2 separate regions of the Homo sapiens genome follow, and region 1 is linked to region 2. A link is a loop called in an ENCODE intact Hi-C map of the cell type or tissue named here. Cell type or tissue: HCT116. All regions are shown on one strand. Region 1 overlaps IKBKE (inhibitor of nuclear factor kappa B kinase subunit epsilon). Region 2 overlaps FCMR (Fc mu receptor).

Region 1 (8,000 bases), 430 kb after region 2:
TCGTTCTCTGGGGCATAGCCTTACAAGCAATGATGGTTGATAATGGGGTGGGCATTTGCACGGTGACAAGGTCACACCACTCTGCTTCTTTCTTCTACAGGGACAATGTAACGGTACAGCAGAGGAATCAGGCCATCACCAGCCAGTGGTATGTCAACATACAATACCCGGCATCATCAATAATGTATTCTAGCAAAAAATGTTCAACTGGAATCCATCTAGCCTTGTGCACTCCCAGTTTAGGCCTGGCACAGTGGTTCATGCCTGTAATCCCAGCACTTTGGGAGGCAGAAGTGGGAGGATTGCTTGATACCAGGAGTTTGAGATCAGCCTGGGAAACACAGTGAGACCCTGTCTCTACAAAAATAATAATACAATACAATACAATACAATACAATACAATACAATACAATACAATACAATACAATACAATACAAAATAAAAGCCAGGCATGGTGGCTCACACCGGTAATACCAGCACTTTGGGAGGCCAAGGTGGGAGAATTGCTTGAGGTCAGGAGTTCAAGACCAGCCTGGCCAACACAGTGAGACCCTGCCTTGAAAAAAAAGAAAAGAAATAAAATAAAATACTAAAAAAAAATTTTTAAAACTTCCCAGTTTACAGGAAATGCTGAGAAAGAAGGACAAGACAAACAACTTCAAGGGGAAGCTCTAGATGAGTCCAGAAGGTGGGACAGCAGATGTGATCCCCAAAACAGGTTATAAAACAGCAAATACACTATCATTTCATGTTGGTTAATGTTTACTCATAGTAGAAAAATATCTAGAAGGATGTGTACTCCTAAGGTGTGATAACCTGTCTCTAGATAGTAGGTTATGGGATTTTAATTTTCTTATTTTTGCTTATCTCTGTTTTCTAACTTTCTACCATTAGTATATACATTTTAGTAACAATCATGATTTTTAAAAAGTATGCTGTGTATTTTGGCTTGGGAATGGAGGAGCAGGGAAGGAGAGGGGAGCTGAGCAAAGAGAGAATCAGGAATGAACTGCAGGCTCCTTGAAGACAGGGGTGCCGTCGCTTTGCTCCTCGTACGTCTCGTGCCTAGCAACGTGTTCGGCACATGGTAGTCCGTCAGTGCACGGATGCTGAAGGCGTTACTGAGTGCACAAATGGATTTTAAGGCATGGGAAATTTGACGGCAGAAGAGGGTGAGGCTGGACCCAATACATCTCCACAGGGAGTCAGGAGACATGGGTTCGAGTCCTAGTCCTGGCATTTGCTATCTGCATGACCTTGGGTTAGTCCTTTAGCTCTCCAGGCCTCAGGCTCTTCACCTATAAAACGAGGAGACAAATTTCCTTCCTGCGACACAATAAGATATTCATAGGGATCAAAAGGGACCTTGGAGATGAAGTCTTGCCTGGAATGTCTTGCCTGGTGGCGGGGCTGGGGGAAGCCCTAGGATTCCCAAAGCCCGTCCTGGCTGCCTGAGCAGTGCCTGTGGATGGCAGCAGCTGCCCAGGAGGGCCAGGGAGCTTTGGGACAAAGGCAAGGTTGCTCTACCAAAGGACCTGTCCTGGGGAACCTGAGGCAGGATATGCACACTGGGGGAGAGGTGGGTCACCAGGATGGGCAAAGGTGGGCCACTTGGCATGAGGTGCTGGGTTCCTCCAGTGTGACATTCAGCTCATGAAAATACCTGGTTCCACTGCGGGTGGAGCTAGTGTCTTCAGCCCTTAGGAGAATCTACAGGTCTGGGGATGTTCAGGCAAGAATGGGCTTGCAACATGTGGGAGCTGGGAGGCCGCAGAGATCATGCAACCCTCTCATTTTGAAAATGAGGACACAGAGGCCCAGGTAGGGGAAGGTGACAATGGGCTGGAGCCACACCCAGACTAAGAGAAGAGGCTGCACCTGGCCCTCTGGCTCCCTGCTCACAACTGTTTTTGCTCACCATCCTCCTCCTTGATGGGAGGCTGAAATAGGCTTCAAAGCAGGCACTTGCCTGACCCCAGCTCTCTAGACACACCACGGAGGCCACCTTGGAGGAGGCTGCAGAGCCAGAACAGGGGAACAGCAGCCAGCGGACACCAGGATGCCAGGACGCCAGACCCAGGCCAGCGTGCCATTCCCCACCATGCCTGTCCATCCAGGGCAAGTGGGCAGACAGACACCCAAAAAGCTTTCCCAAACACATCTTTCCAGGTCAAGAATCTACAATGGCTCTCTACTGGTTGTTTTATTGGGGTCCAACCTCTCTCTAGCTGGACTCCTTCAGGGCCTCTATGCCTTCTTTCCTCCCCTCCTCACCTCCACCTCTGTCCGCCTCTGGCTTAGCTCTGGGCTATCTGCCATCATGACTGTGGCTTCAGTAAGCCTCCCCAGCATCCCCTCCTTTCCCCCGAACAGGGCCCTTTTCTTCTCTGTCTCTGCGCAGACCTTCCTGCCTGAGGTATTCTTCTTCTTTCTGGCCTTAAAAGCCTCATCCTAGGCCGGGCGCGGTGGCTCACGCCTGTAATCCCAGCACTTTGGGAGGCTGAGGCAGGCAGATCACGAGGTCAGGAGATCGAGACCATCCCGGCTAAAACGGTGAAACCCCGTCTCTACTAAAAATACAAAAAATTAGCCGGGCGTAGTGGCGGGCACCTGTAGTCCCAGCTACTTGGGAGGCTGAGGCAGGAGAATGGCGTGAACCCGGGAGGCGGAGCTTGCAGTGAGCCGAGATCGCGCCACTGCACTCCAGCCTGGGCGACAGAGCGAGGCTCCGTCTCAAAAAAAAAAAAAAAAAAAAAAAAAAAAAAAGCCTCATCCTTCAGGAAGGCCTCCGTGGTTGCCTCTACCCATCTCAGGTCTCCTCTTACCCAACAATCCCATCAGCCCTCACATGTCCAGGAAGGGCTAGCTGCTCCGGAGGAAGCATGGGCCTCTCTGAATGACAGGATGCCACATCTACCCCTGGAGCCCCCTCTGTGCCCTGGACAGAGCTCTGCTCAAAGGAGATTCACTTGCAGTTCTGCTGACTGAACCCTACTCTCTGTCACCATTTGAGAGGGGCTCAGTCTGGATGGAGACTCCATCCCTGTTATCTGGAGATGCTCCTCTTCCTCCTCCCTGCTCCTCCACCTCCCAGCTGCCCCATCAACTGAGTTGCTGCTGCGAAGCAGGAGGCACGCGGGGCTGCATGAGTCAGCCCACAGCTGGGAAACTCCCTGGAGCTCCCTGAGGACAAGGGCTGGGGGTGGCGGGAGGAGGGGGCCTTCAGGCATATGGGCAGTCTCTGATCTTCTGTTCCCAAAGACTCCTGTCACCAGTGGCATCCCTAGGCTGCAGAGCTCCCACCCTCACCCGTACCATGGCCTCGTGCCTTCCAGGATTTGGGGTGCTGTGCCTACTTCTCAATCGTGCTCTGGCCAATGAAGTCTTCCCACATTCCCCATCTCCAGACCCTTCCACTTGGCTTCCTCCTGCCCGGTCTCTCTCTTTTTCCAACCCATCCCCCCTTATTAGCCCAAGACAAGGGAGTGGAGGGAGTGGGGTTCCAAAGATTGGGGCAGGGAACCCAAGGAAGGCAAGGATAAGTTGAAGACTCAGAGAAAGCAGGAGATGAGGCATGGAGAACGAGACCACCTGGATCTCCATCCCTGGTCACATCCAGGAACTGTGCGTGGGTGTGTGTCCTCCCCCTAGAGTTCTGCTGGCACTTGGCATAGGGTGAGCACTCTAAATCATTCAGAGAAGGACTTGGCAGGACACAAGCCCCTTCTTGGGATAGGGAGGCCACCTTGGTACCTGGAGAGTCTGTGCCCCCATGGGCCCCTTCCCCTGCAGGTGAGGGACTGGGTTTTGGGGGAGCCATTGCAGTTATTTGGTGAGGTGGGGATAAGGGATAGGGTGCGGGTGCCCTCTATTCTAGGAGGGCAGGGAAGGCAGTAGCCCTGGCTTGGGGGAGAAGAGGTGCATTGTTGGAAGTATCTAGGGTGAGGAGCAGACAAGGCAGGGCTGAGAGGTCCCAGCTGGCCTGAGGCGAACACCCACCTCTCAGTTCCCAGGCTGCTGCTGAGGTAGAGGAGGGATGTCCTTGCCACTTCCAGAGTCCGTCTGCATGTGGCCTGGAGCACCTCCCTGTCCAAGGGGAGACTGAGTCAGAGCTGCCTTGATCGGGGGACTCAGCACCGTGCATGCAGACAGCATCCCAGGATACTGGCCTCCACCTCCTGCCGGCCTCCCCCTCTGGCCTGCCTCCCCCTCCGGCCTGCCTCCACCTACAGCCCGCCTCCCCCTCCAGCCCGCCTCCCCCTCTCTGCCCACCTCCCTCTCCTGCCCACCCCCTCCTCCTGCTCACCTCCACTTCCTGCCCACCCCCCACCCATCTCCCCTTCCTGCCCACTCCCCCTCCTGTCCGCCTCCCTCTCCTGCCCGCCTCCCCCTCTGTGCCCAGCCCTCATGATTACTCACATGACCCAGTGCAGCCCCCGAAACATTAGCTCCTGCCCATCCAGCAGGGCCCGTGCCAGCCGCAGGGCCTGGTAGCCGGCGCCCAACACGCCCTGAAACACAGAGATGCACAGGGCCAGGTCCCACACCTCCTACCCTTGGGTCATGCCCCTCCCTGCCACCTGGGGGTTGCCCCTCACCTTGGCAGTGTTGTAATCCGCCTGCAGGTCCACTTTGGGGACGAACTTGGGGACGTCCAGAGCAGCTGCAGACAAAGACCCTGTCTGAGGGGCCTGCCTGTATGGTGCTGGGTCGGCTTATCTTTCATTATTTCCAGCTCACACTCACCCCTCACTGCCAATCTCCCACCTCAGGCTTCACAACTCACCCTGAGCCTCCCACCTTGCCAGCCTTAGCCACACTTAAAGTTGTGATCCCTCACTGCCACCTTGCGGCCACTTTTGAGAACTACCTCCTCATGTCCAAGAGCTGAAAATGGACTAAATCACCCTCTTGTCCACAGGTTTTGAGGTGAATACCCCTTCCTAGCCTCAGAGAAAGAGGATAAAACTTGCACTGTTCAAGTGAGAAGAAAGGACATTTTTGCTAGAGTTTGGAGAGAGGCCCAAGCTCTGGACCCCGACCCCCTTCCCTTCTTTCCAGGAGCTCAGACTTGGGCTTCTTCCAACACAAACTGCCTGAGGCTTCCCCACAAATCAGAGATTATGGAAAGTGCATTAAATCCAGATCTCCCTGTTTCCACTGGAGCTCTTTCCACAGCTCTGAGGATGCCAGTAAGCCCCAGGGAGGTCAAGCCACCAGCCCACGTCATGTGGCATCTCAGAGGCGTCTGCAGAATTAGAACCCACATCTGCCTCCTGCTCCCTGTGGCCCCAAAGAAACACCCACAAAGAAAAGTAACCAATGGCCTGGATTGCAAACTCCTGTCTCAGAGGAAAATGTGGGGAGGAGAAAGATCCAGCCCAGGTGGCTCTACTCACGGTCCCTGAAGGCCAGCCCCTTAGGGATGGCTGTGCTGAAGAGGGTCAGGGGGCTGCTTGCCGTCGTGTGGGCGATGTGCTGTGCTGAGACGCTGGGCTCGAGGACACAGAGGTGACCCTCAAAGAGGTACTCCTGGTGTCGGGGGGCCACACTGGTCTGCTTGTGCACGGCCTCCTGGAAAATGGCTATCCTAGACACAGCCGTGGTGGGGAGCAGAGGGCAGGGGGTGTCAGTAGGCAAGGCAGGGGGCTAGGGTGACCTAAGCCCCAGCTAAGCGTTGCCCATAGACAGGGCTCTGTTTTGCAGAGGGAGGGACGGGGGTGGTTTTCTCTGTCATCAAGGGTGGAGAGACCAAGGGGAGAGTTCACATCTTATAGTGATGGAGACAGAGTGGGAACAGGTCCCAGGAGTCCTAATACCCAGCCTTTGCCTCTGCACCTCTTCCTGTCACACTGCCATTAAAATTTACCTAGTTCTATAAAATTATCCAGGAATCAAGGGTACTATGAGCAGTACCTTTACGAAATGTACAGCCAACATACACCACGCACACACTTCTCAGATGTATAATGCATATTAGCATTAGAAAAGGTACTGACTCTCTGAAGTACATGCAAGAAAACCTGTTTAGCTTTAACTTTGTAGAACTAGTCTTTTCCCAACTACGTTTGGACCTGGAAGCGTTCCTATGTACACACTCCTCAGAACGTACTGTGGGAGATGCTGCTTTGGACATGCACTGCTGCTTGGGTAGAGAAGGTTCTCACCGCTTCCCTCCCTCGCCCCCACTTACGTGTTGTGGGCATGGATATAGATGTGGTGCAGGACTGCCTGGGACAGGGAGAAGACATGGACGACAACTCGCTGCAGGATGTCACTGGTCTCCGCAAAGAACTGGTCGAAGCCCCAGCACTTGGCCTGCTCCACCTCCAGGATGTTGGCCAGGATGGGCACCAGCTGGCTCTGCAGCCCCCTGCCCTCCCAGGACATGGAGACTGTCAGGGGTGGGGGCCCAGACCTATCCTCCTTAAGCAGGCAATAGGAGCGTTCTAAGAGAATATCCTGAAGAGCTAGGACCAAGATGGTGGGGCAGGGTGGGTTGGGGAGGAAGAGCTGGAAGAACTCGTTCCAGCAACCAGATGGGAAAGTGGTGTGCCCAAGCCTGCAGCATGCCCGGAACCTGCTGGAACAGGCCTCAGAAGTCTTGACTTAGCAGAGAGAAGTGACACCCAGCTCAGACTCCAGCATCACCCCCCAGCAGGGTCCCACTCACAGTGACAGCTGGCAGGTGATGGGGAGGGTGTAGCTCCACTCCAGGGGCCCGTTCTCCCGCCTCTGGGCACCTGCAATGGCCCCAGCCGGCTTCTCCGTGGTGATCCGGTACCTGCGGGGAGGAAGGCCAGGTCAGCGGGATCCCCAGCTATCACATTGCCGGGCAACGACACACTCAGCACAAAGGGCTCGGAGCACAGGTTCAAGTCACCCAGCTACCCCAAAGTAGCCTGACAGATGGAGTGTGAGAAACCTGGCTCTCAGCTGTGAGAGCGCCTTGCCTCAGCACTCCTCCTGGAGCCCTTTGCTTCAGGTAGAGACACCTTTGCCCTGTCCACTGCCTCTCCCCCCGCTACACTTCCCTCAGCCTGGCCAGCCTCCTCCACACCTTTGCCCATGCTATGCATGGCCCCAGTATCCTCTCCTCTTTCTTTCCCTTCAGAGTCCAGCCTTCCCTGACAACCCCCATCCATGCTGGTCTTCTGCCCCTTTTGCGGGCCTGATATAGGTTCCACACAGCTGGACCCCGGGGCTGAGGTGGGTGCAGCAACCTTCCCACTAAGCCAGCTGACATCTCCTCTGCTCTGGGCTGTGCACTCAGAGGGAGCCGCTACTGTCTCCAGCCACTTGCTACTTCCCTGTCCGATGGCACAAAACCATGGAAAGACCTTGGACCTGGGAACAGGAAGCTGCCACCTTTGCCCCTGGTGAGCTCTTCCACCTTAGGCAAGGCACTCTTTGAGCTTCGGTTGAGACGAGGAGAGCAGTAAGGGAGCAGAGGGCTAGAGTGAAGCACCGAACTAACATAGAGCATATTCACAGACTCCCATCAGCCCTGGGCAGAGCTCAGCTGCTTGTTTGATCCCATTAACAAAAAAAGATCTACAAAGAGCCTGGGTTGGGGGGTGGACCAGAGGAGGGCCATGGAGTGTGAGGGGACCAGAAGACACAGCAAGGACCGGTGGGGGAAGGGCCAGGGGACTGCCAGTCCGCCCCATTCCCTGCCCTGTGGCCCACCGTACATGATCTCCTTGTTCCGCCGTGGCCCACCAAAGGGGATGAAGGGCAGGCTGCCAGTGGCTGCATGGTACAAGGTCACTCCAATGCTCCAGAGATCCACAGTCACCCCGAACGCTTTTTGCTGGGGCTTTCGAAGCACCGCCCGCTCATACATGTCGGGATGCTGCCGGAGAGAACCAGAATGAGGCCATGGAGCCGGAGGGCTGGCAAGGGCCTGAGACCTGTCAGACCCCCTTTCACCGCCTGCAGGTGAAAACAGAACTGTTCAAATCCTTCTTTGTCATCTTAAAAATGGGTGTCAGCCTCAC
Region 2 (8,000 bases):
CTATGGACCTTGATCTTATTTTGTATGGTGAAAATTTTTTCCCATTTTCCAATCATGTATTTACATCCGTTTATATATTGAGAGTGATTCTTTAAGCCACATATCCCCCTCTTCCCTACCATAACCACTGAAAATCAAGTCACCAATTTAGAGATTAATGTCACTTACTTAGCAGCCTCTCAGAAATATTACTATTGAACAGGTTGGTTCCTTTCGATGCCTTCTCTCATTCCTCCCTTTCTTCCCCAGAATCATTTGTAAATGTTATATAGCCCAGGATTGCAGAAATGCAAGAGCACCTGGGACACCTGTTTAAAAACACGTATTTCTAGACCATGCCCTAGACAGATGTAATCACCTTTCCTAAGAACGGGACCAGATCATCTGCATCGTAGCCAATCTCCTCAGATGAGTCTCATGCACACTGTGCTACTTTAGATGTCTAAACCAGTAGCTTATATCTGTCTTTTCTCTGTTTTCAAAATCTGCTTTACTAAGTCTTGGGAATAGGTTAGAAGCTACCATGAACTTGAGGAGAACTAGTTTCTTTTTCCTGGGGACTGGTCATTTTCACATCGCCAACAACTGCTTCCTTGTGGACCAGAGCTCAGCATAGCCAGCAGCTTTCCTTGCACTTCATCCGTCTAGGGTCTGCACAAGCAGCCGAACAGGCAAGCCAGGGATTTACCAAAAGCTCAACCCTGGGAGGCCTGAGGCTGCTGGAGGTTGCTACATGGGTGATGACCCCATCTCTGCTATCTTCCCCCTGCCCGTTGTGTACCATCTTGCTCTTGGGAAAGTGGCATTCACACCCCCTTCCTGGCTGGGTTAGTCTCATTTGAATACTTCCACGTGCTCCCACCCTCGGCATTCAACTTCCCACACAGGTGGGGGCTGTCTGGATGCACAGGGTGATTCCTCCAGACCTTCCTTTGATTGGGTCTTTGTCTGTTGATTGACACTTTGTGACAGGTCACCTTTCCATTGCAATGTCTAGTTGTGAGGCTACCTCATGACTCAATTTCCAGTGGGTTTAAAGCAGTGCTGGGTTTTTCATGTGAGGGTTTCCATGTCAGAACTCGTGGTTTTGGCTGGTCCATCTGCCTGTCCCTACCATGTTTACATCAGCTACACTTTTAGATCTCAATGTCCTCCTGTACGTCCTCCCTCTCCAAATCTCCCCACCTGCCCCAACCCCCTTTCCCCCTCCCATGATTGTTTTTACCTCTCTACCGTTGTCAGAATTCTTCCCTTTGCCCAGAGTGTCTTTATCCCAAAGCCTCAAGCCCCACCTCTTTCCTAAGCTATACCTGACTCTTGTTTGACTAAACTCGATAGTGCTCTTCTTAAAGTGTGCCCTGTGGATAAATCTCAGTACGTTTGCAAATGTCTCTCCGCCCATGGACATGCTATGTTCTCTCTCATATCCCGGACTGTTAGGGGACTGTTCTGGCTATTTGGAAGAATCTCTTCTCCCCACTTCAGGCTTCCAGCCCCACCTCGCCACACACACACAACTTTACCCTATGAACTTTCTTCCCAGAAATATGCAGACACTTATGGGATCCGCTTAGTTGGCAATTAGTCAGACACGGCCTTACCCTCTTCTGTAGCTGGCTCAAGTGCATTAGACCTGACCTCTGTCACTCAAAGCATAAGCTTTATGATGTCAGGGATTCATGAACCACATCTTTTATCCCTCCCCAGCACACATACAGTGTGTGCACACCTATGCACACATACACACACACCCTCACTTCCCCTCCTATGTCCCCTGCCTCCATGATGAGCATCGTCACGCTCTCAGTTGCACTCCATACCCATTCCTTCAGGTCACAACTCAGACGTCACTTATTCCAGAAAGCCCTCCTCCGACCACGCCACCCCCTGCAACAGCCTACATCAGGCGCCCGGGTTTGCTCCTTCCAGGGAACCCCATGCGATCTCTCTCATGGGATGTATTACACTGCTCACTGGCCATTGATTGGTATCACTCACTAAATGATCTGTGACTGAGGGAGGGATGCCGGCTGCTTTACTGTCACAGGAAAGGCATTCAATAAACGCTTGTTGAATGATTTAATAAATAGAGCTGTGGATGAATGGCTAGATGGATGCGCCTGAGCGAAACCAAACTGGAAAGGAAAACCTGTTGCAACATAACCGCACCATGCTCCCAGCACCACACTGAGGTCACGTGGGGGCTCTATGCTGTTTGGGGTCACCTGAGGCATATTATGTCTCTTTGGAGTGAGTGATATACTTTTGATTATCATCTCAATGGTTTAGTGTCTGGGTCCTTATGGGTTTGGGTTTGGTGGTGAGGCCAAAGCTGGGGGTTAAATTAAGGTAACGCTAAGGCATAGGATTGGGGGTGAACATAGAGCTGGCCTGAGGTTGTGAATAGGGTTGGGGATGGGATGAGGCTGAAGTTGAGACTAAGGGTAGAAATGAGAATAAGGGTTGGGCGTGGTGGCTCAATCCCAGCACTTTGGGAGGCCGAGGCAGGCAGATCACTTGAGGCCATGAGTTCGAGAACAGCGTGGGCAACATAATGAAAACCCCATCTCTACAAAAAAGACAAAAATTAGCCAGGCATGGCAGCATGCACCTGTAGTCCCTGGTACTTGGGAGGCTGAGCTGGGAGGATTGCTTGAGCCCAGGAGGTTGAGGCTGTAGTGAGTCATGATCATACCACTGCTCTCCAGCCTGCGTAACAGAGTGAGATCCTATTAAAAAAAAAAAAAAGAAAAGAAAGGAAGGAAGGAAGGAAGGAAAGAAAGAAAGAGAAAAGAGAGAGGAAGGAAGGAAGGGAAAGAAAAAGAAAGAAAGGAAGGAAGGAAGGAAGGAAGGAAGGAAGGAAGGAAGGAAGGAAAGAAAAGAAAAAGAAAAAAGAAATGAGGATAAGGCTGTGGCTAAGGACAGGCTGAGGCCAGGCTAATAATTGGGACAGGGCTGGATCTGGGGATGAATGTGAGGTTGGGCTGGGGCCTGGGCTAGGGTTGGAGAGACGGCTGGAGCTGGGAAGTAGATGGGGCTGGGATATAGTTAGAGATGGGGCTCCCTCTGCATTAATCTCCTCTCCCTGCAGTATCGGGGGCCCTGAGGATCCTCCCAGAAGTAAAGGTAGAGGGGGAGCTGGGCGGATCAGTTACCATCAAGTGCCCACTTCCTGAAATGCATGTGAGGATATATCTGTGCCGGGAGATGGCTGGATCTGGAACATGTGGTACCGTGGTATCCACCACCAACTTCATCAAGGCAGAATACAAGGGCCGAGTTACTCTGAAGCAATACCCACGCAAGAATCTGTTCCTAGTGGAGGTAACACAGCTGACAGAAAGTGACAGCGGAGTCTATGCCTGCGGAGCGGGCATGAACACAGACCGGGGAAAGACCCAGAAAGTCACCCTGAATGTCCACAGTGGTAGGTTCCTCCGCTGATTGGAGGCTCAGACTACCCAGAAAATGTTTCACTTGGGAAGATTGGAACAGCCATCTAACTGTAACAGTCTCCTAGACTCTTACACTGTTGCCATATAAGCCACATAATGATTGAGATCCATATGAAACCTCATAGTCAATTACCTCCATGGTCCACACAATTTTCTACCCAACATGTATGAAAAGAACAAGATAGGTGCTCTCTTTGTATTGTTCATCCTACCCAGGGCATGAGGGGAGTAGAGGCTTGAGATTGAGGAGAGGCTCTGAGATGGAGGAAATTGGAAGCAAAAGGAAATAACTATCCAACGTAATTGTCCCATGAGAAATAAAGGAAAGACACTAATTTATCCAGCCACATTTATAGGCCAATCTTATTACTCTGTGACCTGATCCTTTATTTCTCTGGAACCCCGCCTTTCTCCTTTCCTCCACTGAGTTCCCCACACATATGCAGCAGTAATTCAACAGCCTAGAATCCCAATGACCTCTGCTGGTTTTGCAGGGAATGTTGACTGGACTAGGGGAACCAGTATTTCCTCCAGGGAAGCCCCCAACCCAGCTCCTTCTCTGCTTCTTTCAGTGGACCCTGCCCTCATCCCCTCACTGTCATCCACTTTGGCTGAATTAGCTTCAGTTTACACCCAAGCCTCAGTCTCCCCCTAGAGACCACCAACATATTCCTCTTCCTTCCAATAGAATACGAGCCATCATGGGAAGAGCAGCCAATGCCTGAGACTCCAAAATGGTTTCATCTGCCCTATTTGTTCCAGATGCCTGCATATGCCAGTTCTTCCAAATTCGTAACCAGAGGTCAGTTCACCATAGCAAGGGTAGGAGAGGTGGGTGAGATGCTGTGGCAATGTGAAAATGGAGGAGGGGGTCTATGTTCAGTTCATAGAGTGGCTGGCAGAGCTGAGCTGAGTCTTAGGTGTGTATTCCCTGCCTTTAGAGAGGGCACATACCTCCCTGAGATCTGCGGTCCATATCCTTCAAGCCTGTCCGACAGTCAGGTCCCCTGGTCCTAGCTGCAGAACTTACATATTACCACCAGGTGGCACCACAAGCAATGATGTTTGTGCTCCACTCACAAAATCTAGCTCTTTTTATGAATGACTGCGGAAACCAAGACTGGGCAGACATTTCCCAGCTGGAGATCATCATGTCTCGTGCTTCCCGTAGGGCTGTCTTCTACCTGCTGGCATCTAATGATTTTAACTCTATTTTGCAACTAAAAGATTAAGGATGTTCATACTAATGATACCTTTACATTTTGATATCATCATCCAGTTTTAAATGCATTTTGACATGCAATATTTCCATCATATTATCCCATATGCCTATGAGGTAGACACATTAATTGAACATTATTACACTAGGTAACCCTGCTGAGAGCCAAGAGGGATAGTGTAATTGAACAGATCATGTAGCCAAGGTTGTGACTGATAGGTGTGAAATGGGGGAGAATAGATTAGCACGCAAATACAGCACAAGGCAGATTGGGAATAGAACTACAAAAAAGGTTTTCCCCCTGCTCAGAGGGGGCAAGCTCTTCTACCTGGGAAGTCAGGGAAGGCTTCCTGGAAGAAATGGTATTTGAAGCAAATATACTTGGAATTGAGTAGGCCTAGATAGCATGTTAAAAAGGATTTTAGGCCCTGAGGACTGCAAGAACAGAAGTAGTCTGTATAAAAGGGAAGGGTATGTTGTGGAAAGAGGTGGTGACCTAATCCTGTTGGAGAATAGAGTGTATAAAAGGAACATCCCTTTTTCCTGCTACCTCCTGCAGTTACCACACCAGCTCAAAGGGGCAAGGTCCCTCCAGTTCACCACTCCTCCCCCACCACCCAAATCACCCACCGCCCTCGAGTGTCCAGAGCATCTTCAGTAGCAGGTGACAAGCCCCGAACCTTCCTGCCATCCACTACAGCCTCAAAAATCTCAGCTCTGGAGGGGCTGCTCAAGCCCCAGACGCCCAGCTACAACCACCACACCAGGCTGCACAGGCAGAGGTAAGAGACCACTGTCCAGGATCTAGAGTTAGGCTAGAATTAAGAGATCCACTGAAACCCACTGCAATGTCCATTATTAGACACCCTCCTTGGCTTTGTCTCTAGGCCACTGTGAAATATACCACCTATGAGTATAGCTCATTAACTCATTAGTTCCTTTAACAAAAACACACTTGTCAATGCCCCAGCATTGATCCTGTAGAAAGAAGTGAGACCCAGCTCTTCCAGTCACTTAGATTCATTCAGATCTATTTTTATGGGGAAGAACTAAATGAGAATAAAAATAAAATTAACTATTAAACTAGTAATATAAAATTACTTTCACCCATTTCCTTTTACTGTTTTAATGTGGCTACTAGGAAATTTAAAATTACATATGTGACTCACATTTCTCCTGGACAGCACCGGTCTAAAGGCTGGGGTGCAGTCCAAGGAAGTACTGCAATATACCACTAGGGGGAAGCATTATAGCAGACTCCAAAAAAAAAAAACCCTATAATAATCAAAATTGGTTTTGCATAAGCAAAGACAAAGGTGATAGTGAGAAAGAGGACCTCCAAAATCATTTGGGTTCTATAGGTAGGAGAAACTGGGGCCATGAGAACCAAGTGGTTTCAAACAGAACCAGGACTCTTGCTTCCTACCTATTAGTAGGGAAAACATCAAGGTCAACCAGCATTTTCTTATTCTCTACTATGTGGCAAGCATTGTGCTATGTCCTGAAGATATAAGAAGATGACAATATGCAATATCCAGATCTTACTAACATAAGTCTGACTTGATAAAGTCTGAAACAGGCATGACCACAGAATTGGAAACCCAAAGCGCACACACACACACACAAATCTGGCTTACCATAATTAGGAAGAAAAGAGGACTTACACAATGTCCTTTAAGAAAAGTAAGATTTCAATATGCAGAGAAAATTGAGGGGAAAACTTCTAGGCAGAAGGAGCACTATGAGAAAAACATCCTTTCCCCCACCATTATAAGGAACTAGCCCAGTCAATATCTGCAATAATCTCGTGAAGAAACTAAGGTGCTGAACACCGGAAGGTGCATTAAATTCTTTATATCCACTCTTATTTCATCCTCATAACAGTTCTGTGAAATAGATTTTACTATACCTATTTATGGAGAGATAAGGCTCAGAGAGGTTAGGAGACTCGTTCGAGATCACACAACCAGTAAAAGGCGGAATATGAATTTGAATTCAAGTTTCGTGACTCCATAGGCAAGTCTTTTTGAGGGGGGAGTGGAGTGAATTCTGTTAACAAAAGGACAAACCTGTAAGTCATCTCCAAAAACGTTGGCTACACAGGAGCAAGCCCTCAACCTACCTCCTTTAATAATCTCTTCCTCCCTCTCTCCCTTTCCTTCCCTCCCCAGAGCACTGGACTATGGCTCACAGTCTGGGAGGGAAGGCCAAGGATTTCACATCCTGATCCCGACCATCCTGGGCCTTTTCCTGCTGGCACTTCTGGGGCTGGTGGTGAAAAGGGCCGTTGAAAGGAGGAAAGGTGAGCGGCTGGGCTTCGGTAGGGAGAGCTGAGCTGCCCAAAGAGCCCACAGCGTTCAGAACCCCCTTTTGAACTTCCATGGGAAACTCGGAGCTTTTGATGAGCAGCCTGGGGTGTAGGGAAGTTAGGGAAGTGGGGGCCACTGGTCTGAGGAGGAGAGCGGCCTGGGCCCTTTGGTCTTCAGGGCAGGGCAAGGCCGTGCCTCGTACATTCCCCACGCTTGGAGCATCTCCAGGTCAGACACTGCCAAGCCCGAGGGAGGAGGCAGCCTTTCGTTTGGGGAGGGTGGCACGGGCCTCTGATGCCATTTTCCTCCCTCTTCCCGTGGCTTTGTGGGGAAGCCCTCTCCAGGCGGGCCCGCCGACTGGCCGTGAGGATGCGCGCCCTGGAGAGCTCCCAGAGGCCCCGCGGGTCGCCGCGACCGCGCTCCCAAAACAACATCTACAGCGCCTGCCCGCGGCGCGCTCGTGGAGCGGACGCTGCAGGTGAGCCGCCGGGCGGGCCACGGGGAGTAGCGGAAAGAGTGCGCTGGCTCCGGGAAAGCCGGGCGCAGCGGGGCGCGCTCCCAGGTGCCAGGGCTTCCCACAGGGTGGAGCTGGGAGTGGGGCGGGGGTGGAGCTGGGAGTAGTAGCATGACGGTGGGGCGGGAGCCTCGGCCGCCGCCTCACCTCGCCCTCGCTGTTCCCTAGGCACAGGGGAGGCCCCCGTTCCCGGCCCCGGAGCGCCGTTGCCCCCCGCCCCGCTGCAGGTAAGCTCCGCTCCTGCCCTGATTGGCAGCCGCGGCCCGACTGGGCGGCCCCAGCCCTGGGCGGGGACCCGAGTGTGGCTTCCCGCGCCGCCGCCGCCGCGATCCGGAGAGCGGGTTTCCCAGCAGCTCCTGGGCCCTGAGCCGAGGAACAAGTTGTTTTAGTTTCCTCCTTGTTTGGTGTCAGGAGGTTGAATACCGGGAACTGTAGAAGACCTGGTTCCGTGGCTTCTAGCCAAGCAGTTGTCACGGGATACCTGCGTGCTGGATGCAGCTGGC

What was found. Peaks named below come from ENCODE experiments on the same cell type or tissue, not always from the same donor. Only the 100,000 strongest peaks of a DNase experiment are listed, where the experiment ranks them.
Region 1: a loop joins it to region 2, with 6 times the contacts of the local background. A loop is called at or near these places in 34 of 110 quality-filtered maps.

What each region holds. Positions count from the first base shown.
Region 1 is chr1:206,476,533-206,484,532 of GRCh38, reverse strand. IKBKE (inhibitor of nuclear factor kappa B kinase subunit epsilon) reads right to left here. Exons shown (of 22, transcript NM_014002.4): 7 at 7,695-7,855; 8 at 6,674-6,784; 9 at 6,194-6,373; 10 at 5,400-5,590; 11 at 4,599-4,663; 12 at 4,420-4,511; 13 at 4,000-4,086. Among named protein-coding and RNA genes, the nearest start is that of MIR6769B, 5.7 kb to the right of the region's middle. In HCT116, a CTCF peak has its summit at 4,857 (motif pointing left); a DNase peak (open chromatin) is centred at 4,844.
Region 2 is chr1:206,909,186-206,917,185 of GRCh38, reverse strand. It overlaps FCMR (Fc mu receptor), which reads left to right. Exons shown (of 8, transcript NM_005449.5): 2 at 3,092-3,427; 3 at 4,144-4,257; 4 at 5,234-5,456; 5 at 6,846-6,976; 6 at 7,318-7,461; 7 at 7,666-7,724. Among named protein-coding and RNA genes, the nearest start is that of FCMR, 8.8 kb to the left of the region's middle. RefSeq lists silencers at 5,687-6,352, 7,630-7,679. In HCT116, CTCF peaks have their summits at 4,467 (motif pointing right) and 5,934 (motif pointing right); DNase peaks (open chromatin) are centred at 4,505, 5,909 and 7,544; H3K4me3 peaks cover 1,063 bases.